Regions from separate parts of the Mus musculus genome. Here all the other regions are linked to region 3. Evidence: chromatin loops called from intact Hi-C (ENCODE). Cell type or tissue: heart. All regions are shown on one strand.

Region 1 (8,000 bases), 57 kb after region 3:
TATTCAAAAGAATGTCTCTGTAAAGAAATAATTATCAGGTCATTAATCCAACCAGTTTACTGCAGGTACTTTGGAAATAATCAGAAGTCTGTCTTGACCAAGATTAACACAAAAGCAATAAGAAAGTAGGTCATTAAATAGGGAAATATATGCTAACACTTAAATGCACACTGAACAACCTGATTTAAGACTTCAAGTCTTTATTACAATAAAAAAAAGTACTTGTCAGGCATGTGCCTCCAGTTCATAATGCCAGTGTTTGGAAATTCAAGCCAGCCAGAACTATATAGTTCAAGTGCAGCCATTAGTACATAGTTAAGAAGAAAAGGAGGAGGAGGAAGAGGAAAAAGGATTAAAAAAAGGAGAGCTGAATGTAGAAAACCCTCAAAATTTCTAAGACAACTAGGAAACTCCTCTTTAATTTCATTCTTCATTAATTACTTCTGTTTCAGTGCTATCAAATAGCCTCAATAAAGGCTAATTGGAACTATGGGAGCTAAGGGCAAAAAAAAAAAAAAAAAAAAAAAAGTCAAAATGACTAATCTAATCACCCAAAATTCGGAGACTTTACTACAGATCAAGAGTTCCCTGTCACTCCTGAACCTGCCTGCCAATTTCCTACATTATAGGAATTATATCTAGCTTCACAGTTTCTCTTCAGTTTGTTAGCATCAAAACAAGACAACTCAAAATGTATTATCTGGGCTGGAGATGGCTCAGTAGTTTTGTTCCCAGTGCCCACTTAGGTGGCTCACAGCACCTAGGTAACTCCAGCTCCAAGGAATTCAATGTCCTCACCTAGCCTCTGAGGGCACTCACACACTCTTACCATTCCCTAACCCAAACACAGGCAAAAATAAAGCCAAGTCCTTTTTTATCCTAAATTTGAAACATGTTTTCTTAAAGACTTTTAAAAATGTTGCAAAACCTAACTTACATTTGTCTTCTTACTCGGAAAGCTATATTTAAATCATGGTTTCTTTTCTAACTTTAAAATAACGAGCCCTAAATTCTAAAATTAAAATCATAGTTCAATAACAACGACCAATCATAAAGTAGGCAGCTACACTCAAACCCAAAGGGATTTCACCATAGAAAATTATACTTACATATCGATGAAACTGTGTAAAAGACTGAATCATGTAGAATCGGTGCATGTATACTATAGCAGTATTGATCGTCAGTTGTGAGCTGAAGTGCTCGAGTTAAGGTTCAGAAGCAGACAATATAATCTCCCCCCAAAGTAACAAATGGCCAAGCTAAACAGATGATCCCACAGGGGAGTAAAACTTAACTCTTCCAACCCAACAGCAGATTCGTTTCCTTCTCTAATGAAATTAACTGCCAATTGACAACATGTGCTCTACCTAACGGGTACTTAATATGAACTTACTGACTGAATAAACAAAACAAGTAGCAAGTTGTAAATCAGTACAAACAAAGCTGCATACGACCTCAGGCTTCCTGTCCTGTCACTTGCCTTCTGCAAAGACGATCCTTTAGCTCAGGACAACTTCATCACATTTACTTTTGGCCATAGCATGAGTATGGTGGTCAGAGGGCAACTTGCAGGAGTCGGTTATCTTCCCACCCGAGTCCCAGGGATGGAATTCAGGCTACCAGGCTTGACGAGAAGTGCCTTTACCCGCTGGGCCATTCTGTCAGGCCAAGAATAACTTTAAAATTTTAAAGTGTATCAGCATTTGCCTGATTCTATGTATGTGCACCAAGGGCATGTCTGGTGCCCACAGAGGTCAGAAGAGGGCATGAGATTACCCTACAACTGCAGCTATAGACGACTGTGGGCTGCCATATAGGCCCTGCCTAAACAGTAAGTGCTTGTAACTGCTGAGCCATCTCTCTAGCCCCACAAAAAATAACTTTTTAAGGATATTTACCAGGCCTTCCCTTACTAGGCTCTTGGAACTTTTCTCTCTCTCACCTTCTTAAACTTCAATAATTAAGTTTTCCAGTTCTACTTTCTTTTGGGGGGGGGCGTGGGGGAGGTGAGGAGGTGGGTGGGCAGTGTTCAAGGCAGGGTTTTTCTATGAATCCTTGACTGTCCTAAAACGTGCTGTGTAGACCAGGCTGGCATCAGAAGTAGAGATCTGCTCACCTCCCCATCCTGAGCAATGGGATTCAAGGTACGCACCACCACACCCTGCTTAGTTCTGATTCCTTCAGGAAATATTACATGACCTCTGAAGTATAAAACCTTTGAAACCATTTGATAGTCATCCACTGAAAATAAACCCCTGCCTTCCTTTGTACGGGTACCATTCCAACCTCCCCAAAACGTAAGAGTACTTATTCCCACAGACCTCAGCAACAGTCTGCATAGAAGTGACAATATGATGGCGGCAAGCTTAAACACACATTTAAAAGGTGCCGTAAACACAGACAGAAACTCAGAGAGGTTTGATCGTGCACTGACCAAATGCTTGGGAAACTGGATTTCAATAGGAGACAACTGGCAATAAAGAGAACACCTATACAACATACAACCTTCAGACTTAAAAACACTAGAGACCTAAACTCTGCACTTTTTTTTCTTTCTTGGAGACAGGGTCTTACATGGAAATTCTGGCCTGCTTCTACTTCTCCAAAGCTCAGATCAAAGGCACAGGACACCAGGCCTAGCCCTCAGCATCACTCTTAAATAAATGCTACATAAGTGGAAGTAAAATAAAAAAAAGAAAAAGAAAAAAAATATATATATATATGGACAACGGAAAGAACTTTAAAACTATTAGTTTTGCCACAAGACTGTATTTTCATAAGAAAAACTGGGAGGGGGGAAATCACTAAACTACATTACCTCTAAATTTTGAAACCTAATGAATAAACTATCACTAGTGCCCAAAGAAGCAAGGACTTAATATTCTGAAAACTACTTTAAGCATACCAACTTGTATATCCCCTCCCCCCAAACCTAAGTTGACATCTTTTTTTCCTCTTAAATTCCATGAAACAGCTACTAGAACGTTTGAATATCAAGCGTGGTGGCAGACATTGGGACATTTTGTTTTAAACGAGAATCTGACAGGTTAGCCAGCTAGTGAGAGAAACGGGCTTGGAACCAAAACTGGGGCAGCAATTCCAGACCACCTTCATAAGTCCTTTGCGTACAGAATTTCCCGAAACCCTTTTTATACACTTTGGGGAGGCAGAGTCGATAGCGAAACGTCCTAAACGGAGCCTTAGGTCACAGCAGAAAGAAGACTCTCAAAAGCCACTAAAACAGGGCAGAATCCAGAGGACGGGGGCTGGGAAGGAGCAGCGAAAACACAAAGACAGGAGAGGTACGAGTCGGCAGCCCGGCCGGTGGCACCGGTGAGCGAGCGGGAAATTGACTCCGCCTCACTTCCCTCGCGCGAACAGTGGCTCGGCCAGCGAGCGCCATTGTGGGTTCTCCCAACTTAGACGCCCAGCTCCTGCCACCACCCCACCCGCTTCTGTCCCCACCAGCGTCGCCGGCCCGGACGTCGAAGCATGGCCGGACGCACTCCGAGGCCGATGGCCTAGGCCGAAAGGATACACGTTCAGACGTTGTCCCATGTCCTGGAGGAGATTGGCCGCCTGCTGGCGGTAAGAGAGTTCTTTATCGGAGTCCACGCCAAAGCGACGCGACGGGCTGTTCTCCAGCTGCTCGCGAGTAAAATACCACCGCTTGTTGTTGTTCTTCCTCTCTCCCTCCATAGTGCTTCAACCAAGAGGCAGCGGCGGGGGCTGCGAGCACTTCCCAGCGTCACCGGAGCGGCGACACACATCCGCCGTGCCGAGACTACTGCGACGTGACGAACTTCCTCCAAGGGGCGACCACCGAGGTTGTGACACACTTCCGCCCAGAAAGCCGAAGATTCCAGCGCCGACTTCCGGAATGACCCCTCCGACACCCCGTAGACGAATCCACAGCCAGTCCGCGGCTAAGAACGGACCGGCGGCCGGGACGCAGGATCCGGTCGTGTGACCGCCAGGTGGGCGGGACTATCTGACGTCGTTCTTTAAAGGTCTCGTCTTTCCGCGCGAGAACTGCGGTAAGGGGGCCTCACCGGCGGGCCTCTAGTTAACGCTCGCTGCGCTTGGCTGGGTAGTTTCCGAGGACGTGCGTGATGGAGGCCCCTTTGTAACACCGGGCTTACGGAAAAAGTGGCAGGGGAAATAGGCGAGACTCTCAGAAAACCGAGAAAGGACGAGACAGTGAGTGGCCCTGCCCCGTGCAGAAACGCGAAAGCCACTAAAAGGTTCCTGGGTTCTTAGCTCCGGCATGGAGAACTCCGGCGCGTTTGGAAACCGCTCTCCTATTTTGTAGCAGCCTTTCCTCCCGTTTCACTGCGGCCAATCATCTGGAAGGAATAAAATCAACGCCACTGAGCTTCGTTTGAGTGTTTGGGGGGGGGGGGTAAAGGGGCCTTTTTTTAAAGATTTATTTATCTTCATTTATGTATATGAGTACTCTGTAGTGGTCTTTAGACAACAGAATTGGGCATCGGATCCCATTACAGATGGTTGTGAGACACCATGTGGTTGCTGAGAATTGAACTCAGGACCTCTGGAAGAGTAGTCAGTGCCCCTACCCGCTGAGCCATCTCTCCAGCCCCGGGTAAAGGGGTCTTTTTCTCTCTTTCCTTTCTTATTTTTGTCATCCCTGGAGCTCAGAGGGGCGTCGGGTTTTGCCCGAGTGCTGGGATTAAAGGCTTGCACCACCACCCCGCCACGCTCAAGGACACCACCGATCGTTTATCGTTTAGGTCTGGAGGCCTTTTTTCTTTTGCATTCTTTTCTCTTTGTCAGTGAAGGCGATAAGCTTGCAGGCTCAGATTCCAAACATCCAGTCAGGGAGGGCCCAAGGTTATGCAAGCTCCCCTGCGCGTCAGGTCAGTAGTTCTAGGAAACCCACCCCGTAGGGAAAGGTTATCAAGCGAAGGAGATCAGGAGATAATTTGTGTCCTGCATTGGGGAGGATTATCAGAAGAAGGAGATCAAGAGATAATTTGTGCTCTGGCCTCACTCCCAGGTCCACTTTGTGAGGTTGTAAAAAGCAAGCTGGGGCCGATGTCCGCCTCAGCCTCCTGGCTGCACCAGGGTGTCTCTGTCCCCGGGCCTCGGTCGCTGCCTTGAACTCGGTATTGATGTTCACACAATCCCAAACTCTAGATCTTTTGTTTACCAAGAGCCCACTGTATCCACCCACTAGCAAGGGGATTGGCAATCAATCTTGAAGATTTGGGGTCTATTTTTTTCGCCAGAAGTCCTCTGGGAAATGTGTCTGCATAAATGAGGGTCCCCTCGAGGTGGCTTAGCAGGTAGGAGAGGCTGCTGTCAACTCTGGTGTGAATTCAATCCCCGAGAACCCCCCCCCCCCATCATAGATCGAGGAGAACTGACTCTAGCCAGTTATCCCCTGACGACCTCAAGTGCCCCAAGGCTAAATAGTTTAGAAGCCCAAAAGTATCCTAGGATCTGCTCATGGATGAATCAAAACTGCCTCTACCATGTGGAAAGTTACCACCAGCACCATGTGGAAATTTTCTAAGTTCAAGGCCTCTGTTAAGTCGCAGCCCCGCTCCAGCTTTCCAACCTGAGCGGGATATTTACCTGGGATACATAACAAGAGCCAGGACTACATAGAGAGATCCTGTCTCCAAAAAAAATAAATTATATATATAAAAAAAGAAGTTCCCATGTTTTATGTATGTCACTGTCTCTTTTTTCAGTTTTTTCCTCTCATATACACCCCAACTGCAGTTTCTCCTCCCAGTCTTCCCCAGCCTCCCCTCTCCAAGATTCCTTCTTCAGGGAGTTTTTTTAATTTAAAAACTTGAGTGTATATACATGTGCTGTGCATACACAACATAGCTTTCACATGCCTCAGTGTAAGGCTAGACATCAGAGGATAATTCTAGAGCGTCCTTTCTACCACAGGACCATGTTTACCAAAGATTAAACATGGGTCATCAGGCTCAACTCAGACACCTTTACTCAACCGAGCCATCTCACACACCCTCAAAGCCTTTTGAGATAGGATTTTCACTGTAACAGCCCTAGCTGTCCTGCAGGCAGGCAGATCTCTGAGTTTGAGGACCAGCCTGGTCTACTTCATGAGTTCCAAGACACGGTAAAACCCTGTCTCAAAAGGGGAGGGCTTGGGAGGATGCTGATAGATAGGGAATGCCACCTGGCTACCGTACACAGCAGCTCACTACAGCTGTGCTTACCTGCACCAGTCAGGCCAGTGAAGAGTCCAGCAAGGACAGGACAGGGGTGATGGCTGCTGAGGGGAAAGTGACCACTGGCCAGTTGCCCATGACCCCACACCCATGTGCAGCTAGGCAGCACTAACTAGAGTCACTGAATAGGGAAAGGAGGCCATGCAGTTAGGAAGGACAAAATGGAGGGCATCTGGGGGAGATGGAAGAGGTGGGGGTGGATGCAGATGATCAAAATACATTGCACAAAGTTCTCAAAGGATGACAGCAGTTTTTTTAAAAGGTAATGAGCAAAAAAAGAAAAAACAAAAAATAAAAGGTAATGAGCCTGCAGGCCATCAGTGTTAGCTCACACTTTTAATCCAGGACTTGGGAGGCAGAGGCAGGTGGATCTCTTAGTTAAAGGCCAGTCTGGTCTACAGAGTGAATTCTTGGACAACCAGAGAAACCCTGTCTCCAAAAAAAAGAGAGAGAGAGAGAGAGAGAGAGAAAGTGTGTGTGTGTGTGCACTGCAATTTGAATGTAACGTAAATTAATTAAACAACTCGATAAGCCCGGCTGTGCTGGCACACACCTTTAGTCTCAGCACTCAGGAGGCAGAGAGATTGGTGGGTCTCTGTGAGTTTGAGACCATCCTAGTCTATATAACAAGTTTCAAGATAGCTAAGGCTACATAGAGAAACTCTGTCTTGAAAATAAAAGAAAAAGTAATGATCCTTGATACCTCAAGCTTCCTGGAATTATTTAGCTCACGCAGTTGCAGCTCCATGGAGAACCCACAAATCCTGTGCTCTACTGGACAAAGGAACTGCCAGTTACGGTAACGCTCCAAGCCTTTACCATGGTTACTAGAACCTGGAGCTCCAGTGTAGACATTCTAAAGAGAAGGGGATGCTGAGATGGCTTTCTTCAACTTATATCTACTAGGATATCAACATTACTTTCAGAGTAAAAAGAGAAACACAGCTCAAGAAACAAGTAAGGAGGACTCAGCACGGTGGGCAGAGGGCCATGCCTTTCCTAAGAGAGTCTTAGCCACTTCCGAGTCATTTCCTTTCTGAGCAGAGTTAGAGATGTTCTTTCATGACCAATTGTTAGCACAGTTAAGTTTGCACAGCAGGGACAGCCGCCACTCAGCTCCACTTCCTGTTACTTCATAGCATTATTAAGATACATAGTTTGAGCCAGCCAGCACTCAGGAGGCAGAGGCAGGTGGATCTCTGTGAGTTCGATTCCCAGCAACCACATGGTGGCTCACAACCACCCGTAATGGGATCCAATGCCCTCTTCTGGTGTGTCTGAAGACAGTGTCAGTGTACTCACATACATAAAGTAAATAAATCTTTTTTAAAACGTTGAAAGCATAAAGGTGGAGGAGAAAGGATCTCCGGTAGAACGGAACGGAAATGTAATGAAGGACAGACATTAAGTGTGGCAAGGCACTGAGCAAGGCATTGTGGGATGGGGAAGCGGAGCGGAGAAGTAAAAACCCAAGATTGAAGCATGGCAGACGGCTCGCTCCCCGGGTACGCACCCACTCTGGTCTTTCTAATTCCACCAAAGTTCTGTTTATCTCTCCATAAAAACCCTAGGAACCCTTAGTCTTGTATCAGCATCTCTTTCCGGCCCGCAAACCCCACCCACCACCACCGCACAAGGTCTCAGCATTATGTGATGAGACTATTCTTGCTTTCAAATGAAGAAGTCTTCTGTCCCCTCTAGTAGAAAGCACATCCTTTAGAAAACTCACAAACTGCCCGCACTCCAGGCCTGTAGTAGCCTCTCCTGGCT
Region 2 (8,000 bases), 97 kb after region 3:
ACCAGGAGGCCACTAAACCATGACATGCTGCTGGGAGGAGAGACAGGGAATGGTATTAATACCACTGCGTGGCCACAGCCACCATAGTAGCCTGTGACCTGAGCGCTTCCTACAACTCTGGTCTTCATTCCCACCATCTTCCCCCCCTTCTCCCTCTTGCTCCAGCCCTGCTTGCTTGCTTCTCGTTGTGGATGGTTGTGAGCCACCATGTGGTTGCTGGGACTTGAACCCATGACCTCCGGAAGAGCAGTCAGTGCTCTTAACTGAGGAGCCATCTCACCAGTTCCCATTCCCACCGTCTTGATAAAACTGCCCCAGGAGAGGCAGCTGCACCCCCACTCAAAGGTAAGGAACACAGACACATGGAAAAGACCCAGCAACCATATAAGTAAAGGATCTGAGAGCTAAGTTTTTAAGAGCACTCCCCATACTTCTGAAGGACTCTGGTTCAATTCCTAGCACCCACAAAGCAGATCTTACAACTGTTTATGGCTCCAGCTCCAGGGGCTTTGACTTTCTCATGCAAACATGCATGAAAGCAAAACACCAATGCACATAAAAGCATATTTTAAAAAATTGAGCTGGGTGTGGTGGCACACGCCTTTAATCCCAGCACTCGGGAGGCAGAGGCAGGCAGATTTCTGAGTTCGAGGCCAGCCTGGTCTACAAAGTGAGTTGCAGGGCAGCCAGGGCTACACAGAGAAACCCTGTCTCAGAAAAGAAAACAAAACAAAAACAAACTACACACAAGCCTAATACATCTTGTCAACAGAATATGTTCTGCTGTGAACTGTTGATCGTTGACCTCTACACAAAAGGGATTCTTTCCATATCCTTCCTTCCTTCCTTCCCTCCTTCCCCCCTCTCTCTCTCTCTCTCTCTCTCTCACACACACACACACACACACACACACACTCTTCAGCAAACTAAATTCAATTTCTCCCACAGGTCACAGTTTAAACGTTACTTCCTCACGGAAAATTTCCCAGCCCCACCCCTAAGACTACGTTTGGTCCAGTTTAACCTCTGTTCATCTCCTCCACAGTACTTATTGCCATTATAATTAAATCATTTCTCGTTTAACGTACGCCTCCGTCCCGGGGACTACAAGCTTTGTGCATGTAGAAACTATACCTATTTTTGTCAGCACTTCATCTCCAGAGCTATTGGGGCTAACAGTAGGTGCTCAATAAACGTAGGAGCAAACAATAAGGAGGAAAGGAGGGAGGGGAGTGCGGCTCAGTGGTAGAATGCCTGTTTAGAACACACAAGGCGTTGGGTTCCACACTTAGTATCACAAAGAGCTGGGTGGAGAGCCGACAAGGAGAAAGAACATGAATGCTTTAGAGCAGTCCACATGGAATAACTAATAACCCAGCTAATTCTGACAGTCCAGGTCCCGTGTCTTCCTCATCACACCTGTCACACCAGCCTGTCTGCTGTTCCCCAGTATGCCAGGCTCTGCCCAGGCTGGTACCCTGGTACTTGCTGTTCCCAACTGGAATAGGAGCTCCTTTAGGTCACAGCCCAAGTCCCTTATCAGCTCTGCTCTCTCACAGCCTTTTAAAATAGCAACTCCCTTTCCTGGGGCTCCGTATCTCCCTCCCCAGCTTTATAATTTTTCTCTCTCCCCGCAGCTCTTATCAGCAACTGCCGTTCTATAATTTTCCTTTTTCTTATTTGCTCGTCGGCACTCCTAACAGCCGTGCCAACTTGGGAGAGCCAAAGATTTGGGTGTTTGGTTGTGTCCTGTGGTGCCCGCTGCTCCTCAACGTTTGCTGAGCGGATGGATGGCCGGCCACTAGCTATATTATATTTTCTCTCTGTCGTAAACTTCCAATATCTTTTCACATGCCTAATTTCATGTCTTCTTCACCAAAGGCCCGTGAAGCTTGTCCTACGGCCTCCCAGGGCAGATTTGAAAGAGAAAAACAAAAACAAACAAACAAACAAACAAAAAACGGAGAGCTGACATCCAGAGCAGTTTTCCATGTTTCACCCTGGTCGTAAAGACACCGGACAACTAAATCGGACTAAGATCCTACATTTTCAGAAAGAACACGCCTTGGACTGGGTGGATGACACCATGACAATCACCTTACCACGTCTCCCGGCTGAGCCCAGGTTGAGAGTGTGAAAGCCATTTACGCCAACCATAGACGACGCCACCATCAGAACCAAACTCCTCCATGCTTCAGGGCACCCTGAGGGGGCCCTTGTCCTTACACTGAGCTGGCAGCACTGACATTTGTACTCACTAGGGAACTAGAGAGAAGCTTACACAGCAACTGCCCCAGGTGGCCCCAGAGCCAGAGGCTTAGGAGGGATAACAACACTCCAAGCAGCTGCCCCGAGGAACCCAAAGCAGAAGGAAAGCCAGGGGCTTCTTCACACTCCATCTCTAGGTCTCCCTCAGCCACGTTCTGCCAGCGCCCCTACTACATCCACAGGGCAGCATGCCCTTCAACTTCTTAACACCAATAGCACCATCTTGAAGGACAGATCAGAAGTACAAGATTTCAGGTCAGGCTGGCATTTGGAAAAGGTCACCAAAGAAAGCCTGGAAGCAAGATCTTGGGCACAAGATCAGGTTTCAACTCTTAAAGTGACTTGTCAGCCTGCTGAGACAAGGGACAAGCTATCCACCTGTCTCCACCTCACCTGAAGTACGAGAGGGGAATGGTCCTGATGAGACTCCTTAACAATTCCCTGCCACGCTACACACTGTAAACATTAGTTCTCCACTATAAACATTAGTTCTCTCGCCGTACAAACCTTTGAATGCAAATCTCTGTCAGTGTCCAAGAGATGGAAAGACAACAGTCATGAGTAAGAACGTGTATCCCTCCAGCCAGTCAGATGCCTGCCTATCAGGCCCCATGTCCCCTGCTGTCAGTCTCCAGAGCTGCTGGAGACAGAACACAGAATGCAGATTCCCACTATGTCACACACACACACACACACACACACACACACCCCTCCCCAACAGGCTCCACACATCATGACATTTCTCTTCCGCCTCTTCCCATTCTCCAGTCCCCTTCCCCGTTCTTATCTCGCCACCACTACCACTGGCCCAGATCTCTATTCCCAGAGGACCTGTTTCTGGCTGTGTTCCCAGCCCCCTGGAAGCACATCCTTGCATCTGGCTCATACTCACAGAGGAAGGGGCAGACGCTATCAGGGAAACATATGACCCTTCAAGAACACTCTGACTCCCCAAGGGGATAACTCTGTAACTGTTCAACCAAATGACAAACGTCCCACCCTGGGCTCTCAGGCACTGCCCACCCTAAAGGACTCACAGGGCTCCTCTATGCCAACTTCCTAGAGCAAGAAAACAGAAGGCATTGTTCCAAGCCACAAAACTTCTATGTTCCCCGAATCCCCCTGTGCACACCGCATCTCTTTTCTGCCTCTGGGCTCTTGAGCCTTGTGCCTCTTGACCCCCTTCTCCCCTGAGTCCTTTGCTCTCTCTCACAGATGTGCTATTGCATATACAACCAGCTCCCACAACCAAATCATATCCACTCAGCCCCAAGTGCCATAGTCCCAGGGCCAGACCTCAAGTCCCTCCCAAATCCTGGTCCTTCCGCCTGAGACCAGGGTCTGAAAGTCAAGGCTTGGCTCTGCCCACGACTTTGCCCAACCCTCATCTTTCTGGCCACCTCTCAGCCACCACATCCCCAGGGTCTTTCCACCTCTGCCCTTGTTGGCAAAATGATTTAAAAGTCTTCAGAAAGTTCATGCTGAAGATTATGCGGGGGGGGGGGGGGGGGGACGACCAACAGGCGATGCTGAAACCCAGCCCTCTTAATTTCCAGGCCCTTCCAGATGTAGAACTTCCCCAGGGCTTGTATCTGTAGGTTCAGGGCAGCCTTCTTCCCAAGCCCTGGTTCTCCCTAAGGACCAAAAAGGTTCCCACAGCCAGCCAGTTCCAACCAGACAACACCCCATCAGGCCCCCTGGCTACAGAGACACTCTGGGGAGACACAGGTACCGAAAGGCTCTCCCACCGCCTAATCTTAGCACCTCTGGTCTTTCAGGCAGGCCGCTGGGCCTACACTGAATAAAGTCTGCCCACACCCCACCCCACCCCTGCCCACCTCGCAACAGGCCTTGGGGAAGTAGGCATTGACACTACCCTTTCATTCCAAAGGTTCAGGGCGAGGGCAGGGCGAGGGGCCTCCCTCTCCTCTCAGCGCCGTCTCAACACTCCAAACTCACCCCCACATCCCCGATGCCAACCTCTGGGGGCATCCCCTCCCCTCGTGCACGCCTTCTCCCCTTCTCTGGGCAAGCCTGAAAACTCTGGCGAGTGCAGGAAGGAAAGCTCGTGGCGCGTAGCGAGCGAGGGTGGCAGCTTCCAGAGCTGCCCCCCCCCCCCCCCCCCCGCCGGCCCGCAGAGCCCCGGGTCCCCATGTCCTCCAGCACTTCCCAGGCGCCCTGCAACTCTTGGGACTCCGCTGTCGCCGCAGGAGCCGATCCCCCACGCTTACCTGCTGGGGGGGGGGGGGGGTAGGCGCCTGCCCTGGGCCACCGCCCCGCCGCGCCGCGCCCGCGGGCTCCGGCCGGGAGGGCCGGCCGTCCCGCCGTCCTGCTCCGTGCCCGCGCGTCCCCGCTGTCCCGCCCGCCCGCCCGCCTGCCGCGCGGCAGAGCCTCCGGCCCTCGCCCCCTCCCTTGTTGTCCAGCGCAGCCGCCCTCTACCCCGGATCCAGAAGTCCCCTCCCCGCCGGCTCCCGGACTCCCCGCCTTAAAGGCACAAGCTCCTTTTGTCTGGGCACCCCCTCCCCCTCCCAGAGGCGGGGGCACAGCTGCCCACTCCCCTCCCCGGGGCCCGGGTCGGGTGAAGGAGGCCAGCGTCCCGCGCGCCCCCTCCCCTGTCCGCCGGGTCCTCCCCGGGTCTCCGACGAACAAGCGACCACTGTTCTGGGCTTCAGACCCCGCGGGAGGGTCGGTGAGCCCGCCCGCTCGCCCGCCCGCGCTCCAGCCTCCACCCAGGGCGGCATCCTGCAGGGTGCCCTCCACCCTCACCCGGGGGTCCTCGGAAGTCGGCGAAGCCACCCGCAGGCGGCGAAGATGCCCGCCCCGCCCAGAGGGTCGGCTTCCTTCCTGTCGGGGTGCCCTGCGCCCCCTCCTCACCCCATCTTCCTCCCGGCCCCAGCCCCCACCGTGCCCGTTCGCCCTCCCTCTTCACCGCGGGCCCCAGCGGGAGCTGAGTTTAATAATTAATTAAGATTTCATTCCACAAGGCGCCAGGTGTGTGCGCCTGGCACCCGCTCGCCCGCACCCCACTTCTTTCCGCTTCCCCAACCCTCTGGGGCGCCGGGCCCGACGCAAACCTGCTGCGCACAGAACCGGATCGGGCTGCAGGCAGGGGCATTCTCGGTGCCGCCCTCTGGCCCCACGCTCTCAGGGGCAGCCCTTCCCCCGCACCTGCCAACTGGCAAAGTCCCTCCCCCGGCACCTTTTACCTAAAGGGTTGTGCTCCTTTGATGTGGGGGGCTGGGGTGCATTGCCAGGTTCATGAACTGAAAAATTGTTCCGGGATGTTTATTTATTTCCCTCGCAAGCAGCTGCCCAAGTTACCTGGGAGATGGGAAAATCATGTGAAAGCTACTTTAACCCTTTGAGGGGTAGAGTGGTGGAACCAGAGAGAAGGGCTCATTCGGGGGACGTGAGTCTGGCTTAAGCTTGCCTTGAGTCCCCTCCCCAATCCCTCCGCCACACCCGTAGCTACAGCCCCACCTGCTAGTCCTGTCCCGCCCTGCCTCCGAGACTCAGATGAGCTCCCCTATAGCCTTGTCTTTCAGGACCCAACTGTCTAACCACCCCAGATCCAATGTAGGATCCTAAACTCAGGTCAACACTTGTGGTAAGGAAAACGTCTTTGAACTAATCCCTTATCCAACGTCTATCACAAAGGCTGTAGACGCCTGGCATAGTGGCACACGCCTTGGTGGATCTCAGAGTTCGAGGCCAGCCTGCTCTACACAGAGAGTTCCAGGACAGCCAGGGCTACATAGAGAAACGCTGTCTCAAAAACAAAAGCAAGCAAACAAAATTATTGTGAATACAACATCCCTTACTATCTCAGAGCCTCATCCATAAAATGGGTATAATCCTCCTGCCCTTTCTCACAGGCATCTCAGGTTCAGATCTCAGGTTCAGACAGGAAAATGCTGGTTGTGATATTTGAAAATGAGAAAGTAGAGAGCTGGAGACGGCTCGGTCCTCAGTTTGGCTCCCAATGCTTACCCCAGCTACGTGGAGCTTCACATCCTCTTCTGGCCCCCAAGGCACTGGAACACTCATAAAGACGAATTAAAATACATATTTCTTTTTTAATGAGAAAGCGGCCGTATATTTTGCCATGCATGGCTCTTGGCTGGTTGGACTGTGCAGTGGCTTTTGGGATCTCTGCCTGACTCGTCTCTTCACACAGCCATTGCTTCCATTGCTATCTAGACTTCCTTCCCATCAGAATCAGGAGGACCCCATGGTTCCCTTTTTGAAATAACGTAGCTTGGAACCAGTGGGGTGATTGCAATAGACAATTAATTGGCTTGGCAATTAAGAACACCCGCTGAGTCAGGCGTGGTGGCGCACTTCTTTAATCCCAGCACTTGGGAGGCAGAGGCAGGTGAATTTCTGAGTTCGAGGCCAGCCTGGTCTACAAAGTGAGTTCCAGGACAAGCCAGGGCTACACAGAGAAACCCTGTTTTGAAAAACCAACACCCCCCCCCCAAAAAAGAACACCCGCTGCTCTTCCAAAGGGCCCAGGCTCAGTTCCATGCACCTACCTGGCAGCTCACAACCAAACGTAATTCCCCTTCCGGGGGATCTGAAGATCAGATGGGCACCAGGCACACATTAAGTTGTGTCACCACAGCCGGCCAAAATTGTGTGTATGTGTGTGTGTGTGAGCTAAGGAGTCGGCTCAGTGGCTAAGAGCACGTGTTGCGGGGACCCAAACGTGATTCCTAGAACCCTCCTGGCAGCTCACAACCATCTGTAACTCCGGTCCCAGGAGACCCAGCACCCCCTTCTGACCTTGGCAGGCAGCAGGCACACATGTTGTATATGAGCATACATTCAGGGAGAACCCTCATACACAAAAAATAATGGAAATGTTTTTCAACAGAAAAAAAAAAGTAGGTGGCTTGGCATGGTGGTGCCTTCCTATAACCCAGGTGTTCTGGAGGCAGAGGCAGGGGGATCATAGCAAGTTCAGAGTCAGCCTGACCTATAATCTATCGTCCAAGCCAGGCAGGCCTGTATATTGAACCCCTATCTGGTTTACAGAATGAGTTCCAAGACAGCCAGGCCTACATATTGAAACTGGTCCCATAAAAGCTTTGGGGAGCTGAGGTGGGCAAAGGCTAAAGGCTCTGCCACCAGGCATGATGACCTGAGTTCAGTCCCCAGAGCCCACTCGGTGGAGGAAGAGAACCAACTCCTCCAGGTTGTCCCCTGACTTTTTACACACAATGTACCATAGTACACATGTACCCATACACACATGCACCCATACATACCCACACATACACACATGCACACATGCACAATACACACATGTACACATACACACATGCACCCATACACACATGCACCCATACACACATGCACACATACACACATGCACACATACACACAGGCACAATATACACATGCACAATACACACATGCACAATACACACATGTACAATACACACATGCACACATATACACAGGCATAATACACACATGCACATATATACACACCCACAATACACACACCCACACATACACACACGCACCCATACACACATGCACATATACACATATGCATACACACACGCACATGTACACACATGCACACGTGCACACATACACACATACACACATACACACATGCACATGTACACACATGCACACATACACACATGCATACACACATGCACACATATACACATGCACCCATACACACATGCACATTAAAAACATGTACACATACACAC
Region 3 (8,000 bases):
TATCATTGCAGTAGTTTGTATCTGGAATGTTTCAATGGCCCACAATTTTAAGGCTTTAAGATGAAAAAAATCTCTAAGAGATGGTCTGCTCACAACTACCTGATGGGTGTTGTGAATCTCTTATAAACATCACCTGTCAATAAAAAAGCCGATGGCCAATGAGCTGAGGCAGGAAGTAGGAGGTGGGACAATGGCAGGAACAGAGAGGATTCTGGGTAATAGTAAGGGATAAAAGAGAGACCATGTGAGAGCCGCGAGAGATTGGAGAGGAGATGGGACTGAGGAGAAATGAAAACCATCAGTGTTTGCACAGCAGGAGTCTGTGTCCATCCTCTGTGTTACCACCAAGGCCACGCAGACATCCCTGCTCTTAGCTGCCACCTGGGGCCGTGTTGATGTCCAAGGGCTGGCGCTCTCTCTCTCTCTCTCTCTCTCTCTCTCTCTCTCTCTCTCTCTCACACACACACACACACACACACATACACACACACACCTACACCTGAGTAGCACTGCAGAGCTGGCCCTGGTGAGGACTCAGTGAGCCAGCCCCAAGGCAAAAGGGCCAGAAGAGCTGGTCCTGCCTCTTGCTGGCTGCTACAGGCAGGAGACCTGCCCCACCTCTCACCTAGGCAAAGCAGGAGAGCTGACCTTTGTGGCACAGGGGCAGGAGAGCTGATGGGCAGAGCAACTCAGCTTCTAACTACACCCAGATCCAGGGTTTTGAGTTGACCACCCCAACATATACCCCATCTATGAACTGCTGGAGCGTGAGACGGGGCTGGTCCTGAAGACCCAACACTACAGGACCACGGTGACACAGGGCAACACCAAGATAACTGGACTGGCTGGTTTTGTGTGTCAACTTGACACCAGAGGGAATTATCACAGAGAAAGGAGCCTTGAGGAAATGTCTCCATGAGGCATTTTCTCAATTAGTGATCAAGGGAGAAGGGCCCAGCCCATTGTGGGTGTTGCTATTCCTGGGCTTGGGTTCTATAAGAAAGCAAGTTGCATAACCCAGGGGAAGCAAGCCAGTAAGCAGCATTCCTCCATGGCTTCTACATCCATTCCCGCCTGTGTGAGTTCCTGTGCTGACTTCCTTTGGTGATGAACAGCACTGTGGAAGTGTAAGCTGAATAAACCCTTTCCTCCCCCACTTGCTTCTTAGTCATAATGTTTTGTGCAGGGATAGTAATCCTAAGACAAATTGGTACCAACCTGACCATTCCTGTGACAACCTGACCATGTTTGGGGGAGGACTGTAGGAAGACTTTGGAAGTTTGGGTTAGAAGAGCCATTGGGATGTTAAGAGCTCTGTGGGATGTTGTGTAGGAGCTTGGGAGATGATGTTGAGAACAGTGCAAATGATGGAGGCCTGGCTTGTGACATTTCAGAGGGAAGATTAAAGGCTCTTATCAGGGCTATTGCTATTTTGATTGTGAAGATTCTGTGGTTTTGTTAGCTGGGGCTGAAGAATCAGCTGTGATTAACAAAATACTAGAACTACTAAAGCAAAAACTTTGCATTACTGGGACTATTGATGCTGGTTAGCTGGAGCTAAGAAATTAGCGGTGATTAAGAAGAGACCAGCATCATTGAGGTGAAATCTTCTGGGAAGTGTTTTCTGAGAGCACAGAGACTGTGTTCCAGAGATAGACAAGATTTTACCTTGTGCTGTGGCTGGACTTGGTAATGTGTAAGAGTCACCCAAGTGGTACTGGTTTTGAAGGCATGAAGGGGTTATGCAGAGCAGCTGAGGCTCGGCACTGTGAGAGGCCACGGAAGGCCATTGGTGAGGGTGTAGCCTCAGTTGCAATTGATGGCCCAGGACTTGAAGGGGTCACACAAGGGAGTTGATGTTTGGCACCATAAAGAGAGCTTATGAGAGGCCATTGGTGAAGCCCAGTTGCAGCAGAAGACAGCAGTGTTTTGGAGATGCCAGTACCATGAGATGACCACCAAGAGCAGCAACAGCAGTGGAGTGCAGGCAGCTGGAACCTAGAAGACAAGGTTTAGCTCAAAGGGCAAAGCTAGAAAGTGATTCAAGCCCTTGGAGGAGTCCCCTCCAAGAGCACTGGATATTGTTTGTTTGTTTGTTTGTTTGTTTGTTTGTTTTGAGACAGGGTTTCCTCTGTGTAGCCATGCCTGTGCTGGAATTCTGCAGACCAGGCTGGCCTCACACTCAGAGATCTGCCTGCCTCTGCCTCCTGAGCGCTGGGATTAAAGGCATGTGCCACCATGAGCCTTAATGGCAACTTGGTTTCAGTTCCCAGAACCCACGTGGCAACTCACAACCATTTATAACTCCAGTTCCAGAAGATCAGAAGCCCTCTGCTGGCCTCTGAGTGCATTAGGCACATATGCACTACACATGCACACATGCACACAAAACATCCATACACATAAACTTTAAAAAAATGTTTTTTTAAAGAAAAAATGTAAAGCAAGCTTCTAGACTCTTTTTTGTAAACATTCAGTCTTGCATTTCACTTTGGAAAGTGGCCTCTGTTATCAGCAGACTCATATGAAGTGAATATGAAAAGACACTCCCATTTAATCCCCCGGAACATACTTCTAACATTTCATAAAGCACTGTTAGAAGCTGACGGTATGGCAGAGCAGTGGTGGTGCACGCCTTTAATCCCAGCACTTGGGAGACAGAGGCAGGAGAATTTCTGAGTTCGAGGCCAGCCTGTTCTACAGAGGAAGTTCCAGGACAGCCAGGGCTACACAGAGAAACCCTGTCTTGGAGGAGGAGGAGGAGGAGGAGGAGGAGGAGGAGGAGGAGGAGGAACTAGAATGATGATAGAATAGATAGATAGATAGATAGATAGATAGATAGTAGTTAGACAGATGGTAGGGATAGATGGATATTATTGATAGATAAATAGATGATAGATAACAGAAATGTGTAATTATATAGATATCGGTATAATGATACAAAGTGACCACCTTGGGCCTTTCCCAGGACACCAAATCCCCACCCCCCCGTCTCCAAACCACAGAAAATAGTAGGGCTACATAAATATTCCTGGGGTAATGCTACATAAATATTCCTAGGATAACATGATACAACAAATGTCCATCGCTGATCTTCCAAGGTGAAAACGAATTGCTCTTGATGCACTGCGTAAGGGCACTGACCCAAAGTCAAAGACAGTTCTCACACACACACACACACACACACACACCACACACACACACACACACACACACACCACACACACACACACACACACACACACACACACACACACACACACACACACACACACATTCACATGCCCCCACTCCACATGACAGACTCTGCGATACAGGCTTTCTCCAAATGCCGCGAAGACCACACGGGGGCGCTGTCGGGCTGTGTTTTGCCCATAGTTCATCAACTTATCTCCCAAGCAACCAAGCCTTTGGTGGGCAGGGGTGGTTCAAGACCCGAAATGTAGACACATTTACAAAGAGGTGTGTCGGAGCAGCCAGCCTCGGTCCCACGCAGCATCAGTACCTGCAATGCAAGCAGCGGCAGGTCTGGGGATTGAGGGAGCACGCCACTGCACGGTCCACAGAAGCCAACTGTTTCCAGCCCCTGCTGACCCCATGTGTTGTGCTGAACATCCACCATGGTCCCTAGAGGAACTGTTTACAATGGGAAGCCTGGCGCACTCTTAACTCTCAGACTATCCGCATTGTAGAGTTGTGTTTATTAACCGTCTCTGACGTTTCACCAGCATCGGCTCCATAATAAAAGGCGTCCCAGTGGTCACCTGGATCATTAGCAAGTGTTATCCCCGATTCTGTGGTCCCAGGACCTGTAAGCTTTGCTTTCAAGAATAGGTTATAATGGAGGCTAATTTTTTCTGCCTCCTACGCAGTCAGCAGGACACTTCACTATCTGCCTTGTCCCAGAGACTCAGTAACCAGATCCAGAGTAACTCCCCTGGGCTTTCTCTTGCTTTCCAAGTTCCTGCAAAGCCATTATAGTACAGGGAATATAAGCACATTTATCCTGTGGCTGTTCTCTGCTCCCGCACTGGACACCTTTGGCCCAGGCGCTACTTTCCTATTTCCCTAGCCTGGAATACAGCATCGCGTGGGACTTGCCCAGAGTCTGTTTTATTTTTTATTTAAAATAAAGAGGGGGGGGTGTTAATGAATTCATTCTCTAAAGCACAAGCAGACGCTTTTCATTTCTCTCTCAGTTCCCATTTTGTGCACTTCCGCTTCTCAGCACATTGTCTTGAGAACGCGGATTCTGTACTTCCGTGGGTGGGCTCGCATTGCTTTCTTCCCCGGCGTTAGGGATAGATAGTCCCATGGCACATGTGTGCTCTGCCTCTGAGCTACAGGCACAGGCAGTCCTTGAGTTATGAACACGCTTCCAACATCCTTACTTTGTGATTGTTTACCACAAATGGAAATTTAAGTGAGGCTTCCTGGCCTTAGAGGAGGTGAAAGATTTTTCTGTTTGTTTAGGTTTTTTTTTTTTTTTTTGCTTTTGCTTTTGAAACGGTTTCTCTGTGTAGCCCTGGCTGTCCTGGAACTTGCTCTGTAGAATAGATTTGCCTCGAACTCAGAGACCTGCCTACCTCTGCCTCCTGATGACAGGACTAAACGTGCCGTGATAAAAGGAATTTAGTCCACTCATAGAACAATCTGACTATTAACTGACAGGATTAGATTCTCTTTTTTAAGACCTATTTATTTATTTATTATGTATACAATGTTCCGCCTACATGTATGCTTGCAAGCCAGAAGAGAGCAAAAGATCACATTACAGATAGTTGTGAGCCACCCTGTGGTTGCTGGGAAACTGGGCACCTCTGGAAAAGCAGCCAGTGCTCTTAACCACTGAGCCATCTCTCCAGCTCCAGAATTAGATTCTTATTCAAAATTTAATCTAATTACTCTCTTCTCCCTATATAAATCCACCAGTGTCGAGTTTACGCACATATTACTATAGATGCTAATTCTGAATCTATAAAATAAAAATATTATGGTTGGTTTTAATGTCAACTTGTCGCAGATTAGAATCACCGAATACGGAGCCTCGCCTGAAGACATGTTCTGAAGAAGTTGATCTGACTGGTGTGGGAAGGCCCTCCCCTGATTGTGGGTGGGCCTGGTAGCAGCTCCGATAAAAAGGTTGTTTTGGTAGGACGTTATCTCCCCTTTGTTCCTTCTGGCCTTCCCTCTCGCCATGAGTTTGTTTGCCTGGGATACGGATGATTCTCTCTGATGTCAGAATCAGTATTTATAAGTTGTCATCAAGACTAGGTACCAACAGCTCCCCAGGAACCTTCTGGACCTCTGTGTGCCAGACCAGTACTAAGCCACCCTGCCTTGGGGATGGAGCAAATATCAGCTGTTGAACTGCCCCACCCACCCACCCACCCCCACCCACCCACCCACCCCCACCACCCTCGAGAGACCATTCCTGAGGGACTAATGGGAGGCATTCAGCCATAAGGACCAAGTACTCAGGTAAGTCTCCGCTCTCTGCAATTCTGCTGTTGTTACTGTTTAAAGCCGGGAGGGCAATGTGCAAAAAGGATGACGCACAAGTGACTTAGTCACGTTTGTGAAATGTGAATAGTTCAGGAGAGACACGGCTAGAGACAGATGGTGTGGTCACTGTCACGCACAGCAAAAGTCACCCTCCGCATTCCGTCGGCAGGCTTGGCAAGAAGTACAGGGCACGGGGCCCAGCTGCTCTGTTCAGGTTCCTGGAATTCTCTCAGTGTTAAAAAAAAAAATGTAGATGGAAATTTTGAAGACATAGCCATAACAGAAAGTCCGTTGTGAAAGAGGAATGGAAACCTAGATTTCTCACCAAGAGGAAACAGAGCTGCAGTTCGTGCCAGGGCTCGAGAGGCCAAGGCAAGAAGACAAATGTAGGCTTAGGGGTCACCCGGGGCCACATGACAAGCCCCAGACCAGCAGGGTTACACAGCAAGATCGGGTCTCAAAAACAGCGACAGCTGCAGACCTCTGCATTCCTAACGCTGTGACCCTTTAATACACTTCCTTAGGCGTCCTTCTGTGTAGTGAGTCCTAAACATAAAATTATTTTGTTGCTACTTCATAACTAGTTTTGCTACTGTTATGAATCTGATGTAATGTAACATCTGATAATAACAATGTAAATATCCGGTATGCAGGCTGTCTGATATCTGATATTTAGCCCCTGTGAAAGGATTGCTTGGCCCACCCCCAAGGCTGATAACCACTGGGCTACAGGATCCTCGACACACCCAAAGGGATTTATAATCATTAATTTTGTTATTTTTATTATTTTTTAAAATTATATGAGTATAGGTATTTCACCTTCAGACATGTCTGTGCACCATGTGCATGCCTGATGATCTCAGAGGTCAGAGGAGGGCACTGGACCCCATAGTGTTGTGCCAGGGAAGTGTTAGTGATCCCCCCAAAAAAACCAGACAGGAGCCAATCTGATGTAACTCACAGCAGGGTCTTTATTCGAGCTAGCTCAGGCCTCCCCAATGCACCACCATCACTCAGGATGGTTTTGGTAGTGGGGGAGCCCCGAATGTCTATGAAGCAAGACTTTAGAGTAAGCAGCAAGCAGGGAGTGTGTGTGCAAGCATCTCATTGGCAAGCTCCTGTGGCCTTTAGCATAATTGGCTGGTGCTGGGAGTCACATCATAAACTTAGATTCTGCTCCCCTCTGCATTGGTGGTCGTTAGGCAGGGGGTGGGCTTGTAACCTGGGGGTGCAGGTTTGTTGGGGGAATAACCTGGAAATGCTGGTCTTGTTGGGGATTACCCTAGAGACTAGAGCTAGGCTCGGGTTTTGTTGGGGGGCAACTTGGAAACTCATGCTAGGTACCAGCCTGTCAGTTTACCTGAGTTCAAACTCAGGTCAGGGTCTCTAAAATGGAGTCTGAACTTACAAGATTTGGCCTCTCACTAGAACTGAAGTTACAGACAGTTGTAGGTCACGTGGGTCCTCCGGAAAAAAGTAAAGTGCTTCTAACCACGAAGCCATCTCCCCAGCTCTGCTAACCACGAAGCCATCTCCCCAGCTCTGCTAACCACGAAGCCATCTCCCCAGCTCTGCTAACCACGAAGCCATCTCCCCAGCTCTGGGGTGGTTAATCTTGTCACTTGTTTGGCTTGAGAAAAAGCCAAGAGAATATGCGTGGAGGTGTCACCAGAAGACACTTCTAGATGTGATTAGATCACAAGGATTCTGACTAGATTAACAGGTCATCTCTGACCAAACGATGGAGCCATAGTCTTATGACACAATTGGGAGACGGGGCCTACTTGAAGAGTTGGGTCCCCGGGGTGTGCACTTGGGGCTATATCTTGCCCTGGGTCCCTCCTATGCTCCCTTTGTCTGGTCCCTGGCCACCACGATGTGAGCTGCTCTGATTCTACACATCTCTGCCGACATCTCTAAGACGGTGAGCATCCTTCCTGCCTTAGGTTGCTCTGACAGCTGCTTCTGCTACAGTGGTGCACAAGTCACTGATGCAGGCTCCTTGGTTGGGGCTTGGTCTTGCACACTGTATATTCTAGATGCTGCTGACTTCTGGGCACAGAGATGTTAAAGTGATTTTTTATTCTCCTGTAGTCATGGTTGTCTTGGAGGCTTTCTGCCTCTGTCTGCTAACCTAGGCCTAGTCCTGGAAGCTTCTAGCTGCCATACAATCTTATCTAAGCCTAGGACATGTCAGTCTCTGGCACTTACCGCTAAATAAGCTCACCCTCCCTTGTTCCTTCTGATCTCTGACTGGCTGCTTCAACTCAGCTGTTCTGGCTCAAACTCCTCTCCAAGCTGACTGATTCAATCCACTTCTCTCTTGACATCTGACTTTTTGCTCTGCTTGGCCTCAAACTAACTCTAGCAATCTGTTCTAATCCTCTGGCTCCTTCTCAGTCTCTGGCTTGTTCTGTCTTCACCCGTGTCCTCTCTCTGTGACCTGTCACTGTAAAGCTCTCCCAGGAAAACTGCCTCTTCTTCTTCCTCCTCCT

What was found. Hi-C counts contacts between places; a loop is a spot of excess contacts. Peaks named below come from ENCODE experiments on the same cell type or tissue, not always from the same donor. Only the 100,000 strongest peaks of a DNase experiment are listed, where the experiment ranks them.
Region 1: it touches region 3 in a loop (5-fold over the local background); 8 of 42 quality-filtered maps call a loop at or near these places.
Region 2: a loop joins it to region 3, with 5 times the contacts of the local background. A loop is called at or near these places in 18 of 42 quality-filtered maps.

Annotation. Positions count from the first base shown.
Region 1 is chr15:98,563,938-98,571,937 of GRCm38, forward strand. Ccnt1 (cyclin T1) reads right to left here and starts at 3,799. Exons shown (of 9, transcript NM_009833.2): 1 at 3,539-3,799; 2 at 1,110-1,191. The coding sequence starts at 3,699. It overlaps 4930415O20Rik (RIKEN cDNA 4930415O20 gene), which reads left to right and starts at 7,067. Exons shown (of 4, transcript NM_001201322.1): 1 at 7,067-7,187. The coding sequence starts at 7,109. It overlaps 9330020H09Rik (RIKEN cDNA 9330020H09 gene), which reads left to right and starts at 3,387. Exons shown (of 2, transcript NR_028442.1): 1 at 3,387-3,588; 2 at 3,702-6,927. In heart, a CTCF peak has its summit at 3,587; DNase peaks (open chromatin) are centred at 3,884, 5,004 and 6,264; H3K4me3 peaks cover 4,113 bases; H3K27ac peaks cover 2,835 bases.
Region 2 is chr15:98,604,706-98,612,705 of GRCm38, forward strand. Adcy6 (adenylate cyclase 6) reads right to left here and starts at 27. Exons shown (of 21, transcript NM_001368413.1): 1 at 1-27. The coding sequence starts at 26. In heart, no CTCF peak of the experiment used is centred here; DNase peaks (open chromatin) are centred at 1,616, 3,146, 3,496, 4,726 and 2 weaker places; H3K4me3 peaks cover 6,052 bases; H3K27ac peaks cover 6,001 bases.
Region 3 is chr15:98,507,282-98,515,281 of GRCm38, forward strand. No RefSeq gene overlaps it. Among named protein-coding and RNA genes, the nearest start is that of Snora34, 8.6 kb to the right of the region's middle. In heart, CTCF peaks have their summits at 3,365 (motif pointing right), 3,567 and 4,787; DNase peaks (open chromatin) are centred at 3,530, 3,960, 4,240, 5,800 and 1 weaker place; H3K4me3 peaks cover 544 bases.